2 separate regions of the Homo sapiens genome follow, and region 2 is linked to region 1. The links are chromatin loops, found by intact Hi-C in ENCODE. Cell type or tissue: sigmoid colon. All regions are shown on one strand. Links, peaks and the distances in the headings refer to the core of each region. The heading gives the core; the rest is flanking DNA.

The links. A loop is a pair of places that touch in the nucleus more often than their neighbours do. Peaks named below come from ENCODE experiments on the same cell type or tissue, not always from the same donor. Only the 100,000 strongest peaks of a DNase experiment are listed, where the experiment ranks them.
Region 2: it touches region 1 in a loop (2.9-fold over the local background); 3 of 110 quality-filtered maps call a loop at or near these places.

Annotation. Positions count from the first base shown.
Region 1 is chr15:78,807,148-78,815,667 of GRCh38, forward strand. It overlaps ADAMTS7 (ADAM metallopeptidase with thrombospondin type 1 motif 7), which reads right to left and starts at 4,317. Exons shown (of 24, transcript NM_014272.5): 1 at 3,974-4,317. The coding sequence starts at 4,073. RefSeq lists a silencer at 4,345-4,764. In sigmoid colon, for the core only: CTCF peaks have their summits at 1,546 and 4,570 (motif pointing left); DNase peaks (open chromatin) are centred at 3,324, 3,744, 4,374 and 5,019; H3K4me3 peaks cover 2,166 bases.
Region 2 is chr15:78,614,957-78,623,432 of GRCh38, forward strand. It overlaps CHRNA3 (cholinergic receptor nicotinic alpha 3 subunit), which reads right to left and starts at 6,040. Exons shown (of 6, transcript NM_000743.5): 1 at 5,757-6,040; 2 at 3,820-3,959; 3 at 3,661-3,705; 4 at 2,068-2,177. The coding sequence starts at 5,838. In sigmoid colon, for the core only: CTCF peaks have their summits at 3,620 (motif pointing right), 5,189 and 5,391; DNase peaks (open chromatin) are centred at 2,807, 3,795, 4,523 and 5,175; H3K4me3 peaks cover 1,440 bases; H3K27me3 peaks cover 3,151 bases.

The DNA of each region.
Region 1 (8,520 bases), core at 202-8,201:
AAGGTCAGGGGGGCACTGATGCCAACCAGCTCTAAAATTCTCAACTGGGGGAGCTACATGACACTCTTTTAGGCAAGTTTTGTCCTCAAATGCATGTGGTTGGGGAATGGAAGCAGGTATGTAACTGAGGAATCAACCACTGGGGAGAAAAGGCCCCAAAAGCTTAAAAAAAATAAAGTATCTCTGGGGAAGAACCCATGCCCCAGCGGATGTACAGTCCTGTTGAGAATACCTGCTGTAGATCCTGGGCAAATATTGCAAGACAGAAATTCCAGATGACTTACAAAGAAGCATCCTATTAAGTTCAAAAATGTGGACAGGGCTAAGTAGAGCTATGCCGCAGGTGAAAAGCATTCGGATTAGTGAGCTCTAGAGCCAGAGAGGCTGTGTTTGAATCCCAGCTCTGCTACCCATATCTGTGAGACCATGGGTAAATTACTCAACCACTCAGAATCTCAGTTTCTCCATCTGTAAAATGGGGATGATAATAATTACAGCTGCTCTCTTTGGTTGTGTAAGAATTAAATGAGTTAGTATGTAAGTGCTTATAACAACAGCTGGCACATAGCAAATGTGAGCTAAGTTATGACTGAAAATTAGCAAGAGAACTTCTAAAGTATATTTAGCTTTTTCTTTTAAAAACTTGTTGTTTTATCTGTTTGCCTAATGGCTTAAAAACAAACAAAACAAAACAAAACAAAAAACATGTTTTTATTTATTTATTTCTTTTTTTTTTTTCTGAGATCTCCCAGGCTGGAGTGCAGTGATGCGATCGTGGTTTACTGCAGCCTTGACCTCCTGGGCTCATGCAATCCTCCCACCTCAGCCTCCCAAATAGCTGGGACTACAGGCGTGGACTACCAGGCCTGGATAATTTTTAAATTTTTTTGTAGAGATGGGGTCTCATTATGCTGCCCAGGCTGGTCTTGAATTTCTGGGCTCAAACGATCTGCCTACCTTGGCCTCCCAAAGTGCTGGAATTACAGGTGTGAATCACTGTGTCTGGTCTAAAACATGTTTTTCAATCAACAATAAAAGAATAGACTTACAGGATGTTGCCACTTTTATTGCAATAATTTTTTTCTTGTTTTGTTCAGATTTTTTCTTTTGAGACAGTCTCCCTGTGTCACCCAGGCTAGAATGCAGTGGTGCGATCTCGGCTCACCGCAACCTCTGCCTCCTGGGTTCAAGCAATTCTCATGCCTCAGCCTTCCGAGGAGCTGGGATTACAGGCATGCACCACCATGTCCAGCTAATTTTTGTATTTTAATAGAGATGGAGTTTCACCATGTTGGCCAGGCTGGTTTCGAACTCCTGGCCTCAAGTGATCCGCCAGCCTCAGCTTCCCAAAGTGCTGGGATTACAAGCATGAGCCACTGCAGCCCGCCAGCATTACCTTTTTTTATAGTGAACTTGTATTGTTTTGCCATTAAAATATTTTTAAAAAGTGCAGGGGTAAGTTTAAAAATAAGTAACTTTCACTGTAGCCTAGTTGACCTCACTCAGTAGAGATGTTGGTGGCTGAAACTAGCACCACCCAGTGCCAGCAAGGAGTAATTGCAGGTTCCAGTCTCGACCGGTTATGTGCTTGCAACAAAGCTGAGCCTGCAGAGTTCAAGTGACAGTGGGATGGCAACAGGCACCATTCAAGAGGACTGCCAGAGATTCATGGCCAAATCTATTCTGCCAAGTCAGGAGGTCTGTTCTGATTGGACCAAGCTCCTGCCACATTGGGTGTTAAATACTTTTAATATCTCCCCTGGGTGACAGAACTGTCACTTTGGAGCTTCTACCAAAGAAATGCCAAGATGGTGTTTACCCTCACCTCCCTATCAAGAACCTGAGTTACAATCCAGCCCTTCAAATGACCCACAGCTCATGCCAAGGAGGAAAAATAACTGGCAGGGTGGGGGGTAGTATGTGAATGCCCTCCTCTGTGAGTTCTAGTATGCACAGAAACACATGCACACAGAGTTCACATGTGCCATACGGCATGAGGAGGACACATGACTGGGCTCCAGCCTCAGAAACCCTAGCAGGTCCCTGGGTCAGTCACAAGTGGGGAAAAGGGATATATTTTCCTAAAAGTGAGCCCAGGATGAGCCCTTTGGTCTTAAAGAAGGTAACATTCAGTGGTAGGAGGAGCCCCAGGCTTAGGTCCTGGGCTTCAAAGAAAATGACAAACAGGCCAGCAGCCTCAGAGTCACCAATCCTGAGGGAGTGCAGAACAGGAAGGACCCCATGCTCTATATCTATGGGAACACTAGAGACAGACTTCACCCTTGGAGTGTTTGTGCCCAGATTAGGTTGGAGAGAGTGCCTGGCCTGCCTCCACCCTCAAACAGCAGGTCCAGGTCATCTGGGGAGTCCTGGGTCGGCCTGGCAGATTAATAAAAATAATGACCACTACATTGTAGTCACTGTGTCCTGCCTGAGCAACTGACATATTCAATATCTCATTTAATCCTCATAAGAATCCCACGAGGTTGACCGCACCCAACTCTTCCCACAGCTGCCAGGGGGCCAGGACCCAAGTCCTGAGGGAAGCATTTTCCTGCTCTCCCATTCCCATCGCCCGGTTCATCCTCCTCAGCCCCCAGCTCTGGACAGTGGAAAACACAAGCCTCATTCAGGAAGCTCAGGAGTCCAACCCCACAGGTCGCTCTACTCTGAGCCTGTTTGCTGGTCCATAAAAGGACTTTCCATCACTTGCTTTGCACGGTTGTTGTGGAGATGATGAGAAATAAGAACCCGTGAGGCTGGCACACAGTAGGTGCTCATTAAATGTTCGCTCCCTCTGCGCTCTGCGCATGGCTGCTAGACCAAATCTTTCCAAAACACTGCTTTCATCAGCTGCTCCCCTCAACGGCTTCCCAAACCTCTAAGATCAAGAGTCAATGTCCCCATCCTTCCCGCCCAGACTACTTTCTCGTCACAATCCCTCCAGTGGGGAGGCAGGTCGACCCCATCCCAGCAAGCAACCCTAATCCAGTCCCCCGACTGATGCTCCCCAGGGGAGGGCCCCACTCCCTCCACGCCCTTCTAGCTCATCCAGAATCCATCCATCCTTCCAGTCTCTCCAACCTCATGCCCCTCCTCTCCTACAAAGCCTGCCGGTCGGCTCTATTGCAGGACTCTCCCCACTATCCACCGGCTCCCCTGACTGGGAGCTCCCTGAGCACCGGGCCTGGGGTCTCCTACATCCTCGGTTACTGAATTCCCAGGCCGGCTGCGTCGGACGCGCCAGCAGCGCGGCCGCCCGGCAGGTCGCCGCCAAACAAGAGTCTGGACGCAGGCCAGAGGCTCGTCGGAGGCCGGCCCGGCGGGGCGGGGAGAGTTAACCCATGGCCGGGAAAAGAAGCTCCTGCTCCCCGCTCCACTCCCGGCGTCTTCACACTTGGGGAAGGGAGAGGCAGGAAGTGCAAGGACCGCGCAAGACCCGGCCCCCCGAGCCGCCAGGGGCCGCGCCAGCAGCCCAGATGCGGTGGGCGGGAGCTGGGGGGGCGGCGGGGTCCCGCGAAGACCTGCGACCTGGCGCCCTCGCCGGCTGTGTCCCGGCCAGCCCGCTTTCCAGGCGAGCCTCGCTAAGGAGTGTGAGAAACCAAATCCTCAGTGGGTAAACCGCGCTCCGTCCAGCCCACTCGGACGAGAGCTCTCCCGGGAGCCAGGCGCGTTGCTGCACCCGAGGTGGGGAAACCGGAGCCCGAAGAGCGGAAGGGGCTTATTCCAGGCGACAGGCAGTGTCAGTAACTGAATCAGGGGCCGAGGAAGTTTCCCCAGAAGCGCGGCTTCGCTCCCGGCCCGGCCCGACCCCGACTACTGTCCCCTAATACCCAGGGAGCGGAAGACGCGACCAACTCCAGGCACAGCGGAGCCGGCGCGGGGTCCACAAAGGTGAGGAGGGACAAAACCGAGACTGGGGGAGCGGGAAGGGGTGGCAGGCCCGGCTGGCCGGGGAGGGGCGGACACCCACCTGGTGCGGGTCCGGGGGCGCCGGGAGCCAGAGCGCAGAGGAGCAGGAGGAGGGGGCGCAGCAAAGGCGCGGGGCTGCGGGGACTGGGGCCGCCGGGCATGGCAGGAACCGGGCGGCCGCCGGGTGACCCCGCGCGCACGCTCTCGTCCGTCCCGTCCGGTCGCTGCCTGGTCCCAGGTCCGGCTCAGGACATGCCCGGCCGGCGTGCAGCTCCCGGCGACCCGGCCCCGACTCCGTTCGGCTGCGCTCGGTCCGCGGGCAACAAAGGCTGCAGGGCCCGCCCCCTTGGCCGCTGCAGAGGCAAAGAAAAGACAAGAGAGCTAGAAGGAGAGAAAGAAAGAAAGAAAGAAAGGGAGGGAGAGTGAGGGAGGGCGGCTGCCGGCCCCCGCCCCGCCCCTCGGACTCCTTCCCCCGCCCCTGGCCCCGCCCCGCCCCGGCCGGCCCCGGCCTCATCGGCCCCGCAGGCCGTGCTCGCCTCAAGGGCTGGCCGGCCCGGCGCAGGCAGCGCCCCGCAACGGATGTCCGCCCCCCTCGCCCCCCTGTCCCGAGCGCCCCCTGCCGGCGGAGCCCTGCCAGGCCTTTCCGACCCCGGCCGGTTGAGGACCCCCGGAAAGAATCTGGAATTTCCAGAATTAATGTGTTGTCCCTAAATTGGGCTCCACGAGGTGCCCTTCGCTGTGTTCCCCAGGCCAAGCAGGGCAGCCCCTCAAAAGGGGACGCGGGAGGCCTCCAGAGGGCCACACCGGGGGCCCTGCTTCAAAGCTATCTGCGGAGACAGGCCTGGGCCCTCCCTGGACAGACAGCGGTTGCCCGCGCGAGGTGGGGCCCCGCAGTTCCTCGTCTCCTGACTCCTCTCCTAGTGCGTTTGCTTGAAGCAGAGCGCAGAGTTGAGCCCACAGGCGGGGGACCGCGGCTTCGCCCAGGCCAGCGCCCACAGACTTTCAGCAGGGGCTCCCGGGGAGCCTGGAGGCCGGCCAACCCCAGCCTCACATCCCAGGCCAGCCTCCGCCTCCAACACCGGCCGTCTGTCCTTCGTGGCCCCAGCCCTGGCTCTGGCTTCCGGCTCCCCTTCCCCCTGTGCTCCCAGGAGCTTCCTTTCTCCCTTCTGCCGTCACTAAACATGGCCCTGTACCGAGGACGCCCGTCTTGTCCTCGGGGCGGTTGCGGTCAGCTTCCTCCCCTTGGTTAGTCTTTGTGTGCCCCCTGCCCTCTGAGGCCCGCACACCTCCTCATTGTCCAATCTCCTGGGCCCTTTCATTCAATTCCTGGAAGCTCACTTCTGGCTTCCTCTCCACCCTCAACCTGTCTGTCCTCTAGGGAATTTGTGTAGTACAGGGTCACCTACTTCCTCCATCTCATCTCCAGTGACCTTCCACTCCACCTCAGCCATCAGGTCTCAGGGCCAAAGCCTGGGCTGTGTCATCCCTCAGAACTGCTCCATCTTGGAAATCCGAAGCTCAGGTGCCCCCCTGTCAGACCCGACTCTGCAGTCCTTTCCACCTTCACAGTCCCACTATGTATTGCTCTTCCTCCAGTCCCTTGATACCTTCCTCTTCGCCCAACCTACCAGCCCCTCCTGGCTTCACCTACTTCCCTCCCAGCTACATCTACTGCTTGACTCCTGGCCCCTACCCAACCACCTTGCATTTCTTCCCCACTGCTTACACCAGCTGGTCTTGCTGCTCAGTGACATGGACAATTCAGACCACCACATCCTACCATGCACACTGCATACAATGAGCCTTTGTAGCTGGCACCCACTCACTTCTCCCTCCATCTGGACACAGTGAAACAGGTGCCCTCCAGCAGTCAGAGACAATGCTTCCACCAGGGCTCTGTGGCTCCCTCCCCTCCTGTCTCCTCAAAGGTCCTGCTCCAGGTGTCCCCCGCTTTCCTTGGTCTCCTTGGGTTGGTGACCGTCAGTCTAAAAACATTCTTGTCTTCCTCCTATTAAAGATACTGATAATAGCTGGGTATAGTGGCACAGGCCTGTAGTCCCAGTGATACTCAGGAGGCTGAGGAGGGAGGATTACTTGAACCCAGAAGTTCCAGGCCAGTCTGGGAGACATACTGAGACACTGTCTCTAGGGAAAAACAAACAAACAAACAAAAAGCAGGCAAGGTGCCTCACACCTATAATCTCAACACTTTGGGAGGCTGAGGTGGGAGGGTCACTTGAGCCCCGAGTTTGGGACCAGCCTGGGCAACATAGTGAAACACCGTCTCTACAAAAAAATTAAAAATTAGCCCAGCATGGTGGCATATGCCTGTGATCCCAGCTATTTGGGGGGCTGAGGTGGGAGGATCACTTGAGTCCAGGAGATTGAGGCTGGGCCAGGCCTGGCCCCACCAATGAGCAGTAGCCAAGATCACGCCACTGCATTCCGGCCTGTGCAACAAAGTGAGGCCCTGTCTCAAAAAAAACAAAAAAAGTACTGATAATACCCCTCCATGGACTGGGTGTCCCCTCTAATTCCCACCCCACATATCTGCTCCCTGTCTTAGTCAAACTTCTCCCTCAAGGTTGTCTAGATTCCCCCTTTTCCCATTTGTACCTCAGGCTAAGCCTCTTGTCCCCCCATCTTGGTGTCAAAGCCAAATTCCTTCTCCACCTTGACCTGCACAGTGCATTCTAGAGATACCCTCCCTGTTCACATACCTCCACTCTGCCCTCATCACCTGGCACATCTCTTCTTCACTCCATAAGATCAAGTATGCACTGCAGACCCAGGGCACTGGGGACACAGCTGTGAACAGGTGGATAAGGTCTCTGTTCCCTGGAGCTCCCACTCTGGAGGAGGCCATGGACAGCAAGCAAATAGACAGATGGATAAACAATTCAGACCACCATATAAACAAGACCAGCTACAGAGAGGTGCTTTGAAGAAAATAAAACCGGAAGTGACTAGAGTCTACTTTCCATGGGGTGGTCAGGGAAGGCCTTCCTAAAAAGGTGACATTTAAGCTGTGATACCAGAATGACAAAAAGGAGCCAGTCATGTGAAGGTGAAAGGGAGAAGATGTGAGCCAGGCATGGGATGCATGCCTGTTGTCCTACCTGCTCAGGAGAATGTGGAGGGAGGATCCTTTGAACCCAGGAGATCGAGGCTGCAGTGAGCTCTGATTGCACCACTGCACTCCAGCCTAGGCGAGAGAATGAGAGACCCTGTCTCTAGAAATAAAAATAAATCTTAAAAAGCTGGACACTGGTCAGGCGCAGTGGCTCACACCTGTAATCCCAGCACTTTGGGAGGCCGAGGATGGCGGATCACTTGAGGTCAGGAGTTCGAGACCAACCTGGCCAACATGGTGAAACCCCCTCCTCTAATAAAAATACAAAAAAAATTAGCTGGGCGTTGTGGCGGACAGATGCCTGTAATCCCAGCTACTCAGGAGGCTGAGGCAGGATAATTGCTTGAACCTGGGAGGCAGAGTTTGCTCTGAGCCGAGATCCTGCCACTGCACTCCAGCCAGCGACAGAGCGAGACTCAGTCTCAAAAAATAAAAAATAAATAAAAGATGGGCATAAACTTGATGTCCCTGAGACTTGTCCTTTCAGACCTAGGCTGTACGTCACCCCTTCCAGCACGTCCCCCCTGACCTCTTAGGTTCCCCAGAGCACCCTTTGCCATCCCCGTTGACAGCTCACTAGACTGCTATTGTCTGGTTATGGGTCTGTCAACCCCGACACACCGTGAGATGCTAAGGTCATGTCTTGGTCTTTGTGATCCCTGCCACCAGCACAGCAAAACCTAGAGATCAGGAGGATCTGGGGAGGGGACACACAGCCCTCCCTGGCCAACACCACAAACTGCCTCCATGCTGCCAAGGCCCAACAGTAGATTGGAGGCTTTTTTGAAATGCAGCCTTGGAGTTTGTGTTTTCAAATCCCACGTCTGATGACAGTCCCTGCCTGCTTCCTCCTCTGTCCCAGGTCCTGGTCTTTACTCCATCCACACCCTGCTGGGTGCCTTCATTTTAAAGCTTCTCGGAAACCATAGGATACAAAAAAAGGATACAAAAAATGATAAGCCTTAGTCATGCCCTCATGATGCAAAAATAATTCAACTGGAAAAACAGGAACAGCCAACTCCAAATTTCGGGGAGTGAAGTGTACATTTTGTTTTTGTGTTTTTCGGTTTTATTGTTGTTGTTGTTGTTTGAGATGGAGTCTCGCTCTGTTGCCCAGGCTGGAGTGTAGTGGCACGATCTTGGCTCACTACAGCCTCTGCCTCCTGGGTTCAAGCAATTCTCCTGCCTCGGTCTCCCAAGTAGTTGGGACTACAGGCATTCGCCACCTCACCCAGCTAATTTTTGTATTTTTAGTAGAGACAAGGTTTCACCATATTGGCCAGGCTGGCCTCAAACTCCTGACCTCAGGTGATCCGCCCACCTTGGCCTCTCAAAGTTCTGGGATTATAGGCGTGAGCCACCATGCCTACCCCAAAGTGTACATTTTGAACAAAGCAAGAGATTTGATATTTCAACACATATTTTATGTCATTGTTCAGAGTGTCAAGTATCCAGTTAGTGAGCTTCCCCCCTGT
Region 2 (8,476 bases), core at 1-8,000, 190 kb before region 1:
GAGAAAGAGGAGAGGCCTCCCAAAACTGGCGGGAAGATGCACATTCCGGATCCATAGGAGACTGGAAGTGGCCCACTGTGAAGGACTGGCTCGAGAGCAGCTTCTCTCGATGGCAGGAGCCAGGGAAGTCTTTTTAGTCCTGGACTCACCCTTCTCAACTACGACCTGGATGCAGCCACCCAGACGGGCTGGGAGCACGGGGCCCAGAATGCTCATCCTACTCTGTACATGGGAACCTTGCTTCACATACTTGGGGGGCTATCAATCCTTTCTCCAAGGCCCAGACCTTTTCCCAGTGGGAGGAGGCCTGCAGGGTACACCGTGTAGCAGGGTAACTGTCTGATGGCAGGTTTGCTGTTGGGAGAGTAGAGAAGAGGTTTGGGGACACAGGCAGAGACAGGCTGGGGTGCCCAGCTCAGCCCCCTGATCACAGCATCGGCCTCCTGCATCCACTGCCCACAGTGGCCCCAAAGCCACAGTGGATGGCTGAGACCACCCCAGACCTGGCTGTGCCACACATCCACTCTGGGCCTCAGTCCTCATCTGTGAAATGTCAGGGAAGGGCCAGATCAGGGATCCCCAAAGCAAGCTGGTCACACAGCCCCCAGGACAGCTTTGTGAAAACACCCATTCCTAGGCCTACCCAGACCCACTGACTCAGTGTTTCTGTGGGGCAGGACCTGGGGACAGGTATAGAGATTTTTTGGATAACGTAATACATATTAACTTTAGAAAAGACAGTGAGGAACAAAGAATAAAATATTTTGAATTCAGGCACCTGTATTTTTTTTTTTTTTTTTTTTTTGAGACGGAGTCTCACTGTCACCCAGGCTGGAGTACAGTGGTGTGATCTAGGTCACTGCAGCCTCTACCTACCAGGTTCAAGCGATTCTCCTGCCTCAGCCTCTGGAGTAGCTGGGATTACAGGCACACGCCACCATGCCTGGCTAATTTTTTGTATTTTTAGTAGAGATGGGGTTTTGGTATATTGGCCAGGCTGGTCTCGAACTCCTGGCCTCCAGTGATCCTCCTGCCTCGGCCTCCCAAAGTGCTGGGATTACAGGCATCAGCCACCATGCCTGGCCAAACACCTGTATTTTTAAAAAGCTCATTGGGGCTGGGCATGGTGGCTCATGCTGTAATCCCAGCACTTTGGGAGGCCAAGGCAGACAGATTGCTTGAGGTCAGGAGTTCAAAACCAGCCTGGCCAACATGGCAAAACCCCATCTCTACTGAAAAATACAAAATTAGCCAGGTGTGGCAGCACGTGCCTGTAATCCCAGCTACTTGGGAGGCTGAGGCAGGAGGATTTCTTGAACCCAGGAGGTGGAGGTTGCTGTGAGCCGAGATCCCACCACTGCACTCCAGCCTGGGTGACAGTAAGACTCAGTCTTCCCCCCCCCACCCCCCCAAAAAAAAAGCTCCTTGGTAACCATGCCAGTCAGCAGGCTGGGAACCCTGGGACTACACAGCTTAGGCCCACCCAGCTATGATCTTCTCCAACACCCTCATTCTCTTTCAAAGACAAGGTGAGGAGGGACCGTTTACTCCATTCCTGTCTGTTTGCACAGAGCTGCTAACAGATGCTACATTCCAGGTGCCCCGGGCATCTGAGCCTTCCCCCTCCACACACTGGGGTTGGTCCTTGGCCCATGGATCTTTCCAGCCTTATGTCCCACAGTCCAGCCAATGAGGTCACCTTGGCTGCCCATGACATACTCTCCTGCCTCCCCGGGCCCTCCTCTGCTCCATCTCCCTGTCCTGAGATCCTACACAATCTTCAGGATTCACTTCAAATGCCAATTCTTCCTTGAAACTTTCCCAATGCCATCTTCCACCCACCCATGCCTGCTTTGAAGCCACTCAGCACACTGCTGCTCTCTGTGGCTCTCCAACATCTCTGGTACCTGGTATGTAGTAGTTGCTGATTACATACCTATGGACTGAACAAATGAATGCAGCCTTCTTGGAAAAGGCCAAGGAAGGCCAGGTTTTAAGCACAGTGGGCCAAAAACCCAGAGCCCAGGCTGACAGCCCTGAGAGGGCGTGGGCCCCCCAGCACCTTACTTGTTATACAGCACAATGTCTGGCTTCCAGATCTTCTGTGCAGGGACACGCATGAACTCTGCCCCACCATAGTCAGAGGGGTTCCATTTCAGCTTGTAGTCATTCCAGATCTCGGGGAAGGAAGCAGGGAGGGAGAAGGAGACGGTAAAAGAATCAGCCTGGTTTTACTTCCCGTGGCACCACCCATCTTGGTGACTCCCCACCCCTGCTGCATGTGACCGAACCACATCCATGCCATGATCACATAGTCCAACTTCTCCTGTGGGTGTAGTGCAGGAGAGAGCACACGGCTGGCTCTGCGGGCCACCTCCTGGCACTAGGGAAGCCACTGCCCCCATAACCATGAGCAAGCCCAGCCCCTCATCAACCAAACAGGGCCTACTCGTGCTTTCTCTGGTCACTTCTAGTGCCAGGTGGAGACTCCTGGACTTCATGCATCATGTCCAGGTCCATGTGCCTGTTTACAGCCCCTGAATGGCTCTCCAGGGGTGTTTTCCAACATAGACACTCTTTCACCCCAAGGTTAAGCAAGACTGGACTCTGAAAGATTCCGGGGGAAGAATCCATGACCCCTGCAGGGCCCAGGAAGTGTCTGGGTCCAGAGGCTGGGAGGTCTGAGTCCTGAGCACCAGAGGAGAGAGGGGTGAGGCTGCGGCCACAGAGGGAACGTGTGCATCAAGTACTGGGTGGGGCACTGTGCCCATCTGGCTTTCCAACCTCCTGGGGATGAAGGCTGTGTGTGCTGAGTGCTCAGCTGGCCAGGCTGGCAGAAGGGTCACCCGCAGGCCAATGGGCCATTATGTCTCCTGGCAAGTCTGGACAAAGCCTCCCTGGGGAGGACATGTGGAAGGCAATTTCTTGGCCTCGATCTGAACAGGAAAATCTACTCCCACGCTACCAACAACAGCAGCATCTTATTCTGACTTAAGAATGAGTATAGGGGCTGTGCACAGTGGCTTCTGCCTGTAACCCCAGCACTTTGGGAGGCTGAGGTGTGTGGTTTGCTTGAGATCAGGCGTTCGAGACCAGCCTGGGCAACATGGCGAAACCCTGTCTCTATAACAAATCCAAAAATTAGCCAGACGTGGTGGTGCACAGCTGTGGTCCCAGCTACTTGGGAGGCTGAGGCAGGAGAACTGCTTGAACCCTGCTGGTGGAGATTGCAGTGAGCCGAGATCACGCCACAGCACTCCGGCCTGGGTGACAGAGCGAGATCCCGTCTGGAAAAAAAACTGAGTTTTTAGCAAGAGGGAGAGAAGGAGGTGTCTCAGGCACCACCCCAGGGTTTGGGGGCAGGGCTTCAATCTCAGGTTCGTACTCTTCTGTTGTGTGAACATGGAGAATGTCTTTCTCCAGGCTGCAACCTGTCCATCTGGGACTTGAGGGGTTGGGCCCTACAGTCCTTCCAGGGGGACTGTAGGGCAGTGCATGTGACCTCAAGCCTTAGAAGAGATATATCTGCCAGTCAGTGGACCCCAATCTGGGTTCCACAGAAGTAAATGAAGCCTGGTCTTTAGGCCTTTCTTGGTTCACCTAAAGCAAATAAAACAGTCACCACCAGGGGGCAGCAGTGCCTAGGGTCTGGTCACTTACTTGCTTGAGCCACAGGTTGGTCTCCATGATCTGGTTTACTTCATCCTAGAAAGAGGAATTAAAGTTGACAGGAGAATTACAAAACAAGACTAATTCTGGGAAAGGCTCCTCCAGAAGCCCCGGTCCCCATGGCCACGGCTCGTGGCTTCCAGCACTCACCACCTTCACCAGCTGAGACATGGACACCTCGAAATGGATGATGACTGGGTCAGACACGTTGGCTACAGGCCGGATGATCTCATTGTAATCTTCAAACAGCCGCTCAAATAGACGGTGCTCAGCCTCTGAGGCCCTGGCCACTGTGGGAAGCAGCCCTGTCAGTCCCTGGGGAAATCGTTACTTAACCTCCCCCACCCAGCCCAGCAGAAACATCACCCATCTACAGCATCCCCTCCACCTGTGGGGGGATTCTGTGGAACCCTAGACTTTCAGGCCAGTCTAACCCAGTGGGTTACAAAATGGGAAACTGAGGCCCAAGAGGGGCAGGATTCTACCTGGCCACACGCATTCAGTGAGAAGCACAGTGGTTGCAAGCCTGGGCTCTGGAGTTGGACAGATCTGGTGCAAATCCTGACAAATCACTTGTAAGCTGTGTGAGCTTAGGCAAGTGGCTTAACCTCTCTGAACCTGTGTCTTTACCAGTCAAAATAAGGATTATAAACGTATCCACCTCAAAGGGTTGTTGTGAAGGAAGTGCACAGCTTGGTGCTGCGGTAAGAGGTCAAGAACTATTCGCAATCTTTTCCTGGGTTGTTTCTGCCGGGTGGGGGTGTGGGGCAAATGCTGTCTGCCTGGGTACAGCCACTCACTGCTTCCACGATGGAAAGATGGCCAGTCCGCTCCCAGGGGCAGGGCCAACCACGGTCGCCCAGGCCCAGGTCTTCTACCTCCCAGCCTCCGGGAGAACACAGCCCAGGTCTGGGCCTCTCCTGCATTCCACCCTGTAGGGGTGGCCACCAGCCCTCTTAGAAGCCAAGGCACTGTGTGACTCCCGTGATCTCGTGTGACCCCCAGCTCTTGCTGATGCTGTCTTCATATCCTGATGAAAGACTCTGACCTCTGCAACCCTTGGGCACCCCTCTTTGTTCCTAAGCCACACCCCAGCACAAGTGAGGCATACCGGGTCAGCTGTCTTCTGATTCCCACGTACAGATCTGGGGGCAGCTTGGGGAAGCGGGAGGAGAATCCTCTAGGAAGTTGAATCCAACTTCCTCAGGTCTTGAAATAGGATTTTTCCTGCTCCCCACTCTCCTTCCCCAGGATGAAAGAAGGGTCCCAGGCAGGAGGTCGGTTGAGAGCGTATGGCGTTCTGAGTAGTGCAGGCCTCGGCACCGAGGGCGGAAAGCGCTCTGAGCTCACAGCCGCACGACAGACCGCCGGCCTGGGCCCTCCAGGAATTCCCTGCAGCCTTGCCCGGTCCCCGACTCTCGCTACCCACCAGCCCTCCCAGGCACCCAAGAGCCTCCCAGCGGCGGGCCAGGGCCGGCTTCCCCCAGCAGGCTCCTCTGGAGAGCGGGAGGAAGACAGGAGGCGCTCTCCCGGTGGAGGGTCCCTCAGCGACGCAGCCAGGAGCGCTAGGAGGCTACAACCGGAGGAGAGGCTGGCGCTCCAGCTCCAGCCCCAGTCCCGAAGCGACTCCCCTCTTCCCGAGGTGGCCTTGGCCAAGTCTTCAGCCATCTCCGTCAAATGAGGAGGTGGGCGGGATGCAGACGGTGGAGCGGGAGGCTTGGGCGCGCCAGTTTGGGAGCCAGTGCGCGGGGCAGGGCGACGGGCAGCGCGGGGACGCGAATCCCCAACTCCTGCGCCCAAGACGAAGGACCCGGTCTCGACCTCCCCATCACCCGGCGCGTACCAGCGCCCGCTCAGTGACTCCCAGGTTTGGTGGTGGCTAGGGGTGGGAGGTGAGCCGAAAGGGAAAAAGCCACCCCACCCAAGTCGCCGCCGGGCTGGAGCCAGTCTGCGCGGGTTCCGAGTCCCCGGCGACGGCGCCAGCCCTCTCCGCTCGCCCGCGCGGTGTTCTCGCCGGCAGCCCCTCCGGACCCCGCGCCCCTTCTCGGGCGCCCGTCCCTCCGGAGCCCTAACGCCTGTGCGCGTACCTGGCAGCAGAGACAGCAGCAGCAGCAGCAGCAGCCGCGGCGGCGACAGCGCCAGGGGCAGCGAGAGCGGGCCAGAGCCCATGGCTGGTGGCCGGGCTGGCCGCGGACCCGGACGGTCGGGAGCGGGCGCGGCGGTCGCAGAGACGGCCTCTCCCCGCGCGGCTCCAGCGCAGACCCCAGACCTGGAGCCGTGCGGGCGGAGACGCGCGGGGCTCCTCTCCGCTTCGCCGCCGCTGGGTTTCCAGCGCCCTCGGACCCGCGGGAGGACAGGAACCATCCGGAGTGAAGCTGCGCCAGGCGCGGGCGGGCGGGCGGGCGTGCGCGGGGCGGGGCGTACGTGCGGTAGGGGAAGGGGCTCCAGGTCCCAGTCCCCAGCGCCGGGCGAGCTCCTTCTCCGCCGGGCTGGGTGCTCCGGCCGGCGGCGTCCGACCAGATCTGAGCAGGTGCTGTCACCACCACCAGGAAGGAGAGGGACTCAGTTTCTGTCCCAGGTTTCCGGGGCGTGTGCAGCTCCCGCAGGGGGTTGGGACCACCGGGCTAGGCGGGCGCCGTAGGAGAGACGCTAACACACCCTGGGAAGGACGCCTTGTGTATCTCATGCTATTAAATAATTGTTAAATATTTTAGCCGGGAGCAGTGGCTCACGCCTGTAATCCCAGCCAGCACTTTGGGAGGCCAAGGCGGGCGGATCACGAGGTCAGAGACCATCCTGGCTAACATGGTGAAACCTCGTCTCTACTAAAAATACTCTACAAATTAGCCCGGCGTGGTGGCAGGCACCTGTAGTCCCAGCTACTCGGGAGGCTGAGGCAGGAGAATGGCGTGAACCCGGGAGGCAGAGCCTGCAGTGAGCCGAGATTGCGCCACTGCACTCCAGCCTGGGTGACAGAGTGAGACTTCATCTCAAAACAAAACAAAACAAAACAAAAAAACTTAGATATAGTACTGGTATTTTTTTTTTAAGTCCTTATAGCTTAGGGGTGGGTGGAAGTTAGTTGAAACAATATTGGCTATGAGTTGATAATTGTCGAGGCAGGATGATGGTACCTGGAGGTTTGTTATACTGTTCTCTTAACTTTGGAATACGTTTGGATTGTTCCTTAATGAAAAATTTTTTGGGGTGATCAGACCCAACCCCAGGCCATGGGGGTGACAAAGTCAGGCGGAGTCAAAAGAATGAGAAAAGACAAGAGAGAAAGCGGGACCAGGCGGCCAACGTATGGAGGCTACGAAGGCCCCCAGCTGTGGGAGCCCACGCTATTTATTGGTGATCAAAGAAACAGGTGGTGAGGATGTGGGGGTTGAAAGGAAGCGGTGTATCAAGCAAATGAACTACAGCTGTGACGGTAGTTCACCTCCCATCCCAAAGTGCTGGGATTACAGGCGTGAGCCACTGTGTGCAGCCTCATCTGCTCTTCTGATGGAGCAATCTGAGAGGGCAATGGGGTTCCCACCCTAGTCCCCTGCAGAACCTGTCCCCTTCCCCGCCACCATCTGCAACCCCAAGAATGTGCACTGATTGGCCAGGCAGGGTGCCCTGGAGCCTCCTGCCCTCTCTGACCACCCACCAGGGATGGGGGGCACCTTGATGTTGGCTTCTTTGACATCCTTTTATTGCAGGAGGAAGTTCTGTCATAAACTCTCCTCCTGGCATTCAGCAAATGGAGAGTCACCTTTATCATTTCCAGAATGTGCTGTTTACCCATATTAAAACCAAACAAAAGGAGACAGTTTGTGGAATGGAAAATGTAAGAATTGGGACCCACCTCTCAGGCCTCCAATTACAGCATTCTCAACTCTTGGCAAATGTCCCCCATTGGGACAATACTGTAAGTTATATATCCAACAAAGGACTTGTATCCAGAATGTATAAGGAACTCTCAAAACTCAACACTAAGTGTAGATGCATATGAGGGGTCTTACTGGGGTGATGCAGATGTTCTAAAACTGGATTCTGGTGGTAAGCTTACGACAACTCTTTGAATTGTACTTCAAATGGGTGGATTTTATGGTATGTAAATTATACCTCAATAAAGTTGTTTTCTAAAGAAAGTCTCAATGGTAAGAAAACGAACAATTTTTTAAATGAGCAAAAGAGTTAAACAGACTCTTCACCAAAGAGGTATACAGAAGACAAAAAAAAAAAAAAAAGCACGTGGAAGATGTTCAAATCACTAGCCATCAGGGACACGCAAATTAAAACCAGGGTGGAATCCAGTTGCTGAACAACTGGATCTCTCATACTTTGGTGGGATTGCAAAATGGTATAGCCACTCCAGAAAACAGTTTGACAGTTTCTTTCTCTTTCTTTTGTTCTTTTTTTTTTTTGACAGAGTCTCGCTCTGTCACCCAGGCTGGAGTGCAGTGGCACGATCTCGGCTCACTGCAACCTCTGCCTCCCAGGTTCAAGCAATTCTCCTGCCTCAACCTCCCGAGTAGCTGGGATTACAGGTACACACTACCACACCTGGCTAATTTTTGTATTTTTAGTAGAGACAGGGTTTTACCATATTGGCCAAGCTGGTCTTGAACTCCTGACCTTAGGTGATCTGCCGCCTTGGCCTCCCAAAGTGTTGGGGTTACAGGTGTGAGCCACCATGCCCGGCCTCAACAGTTTCATATAAAGTTAAATATACACTTACCATATAACCTAGCAATCACCCTCCTGAGTGTTTAAATAAATGAAAACTTTTATTCATACACAATCCTATATGTGAATC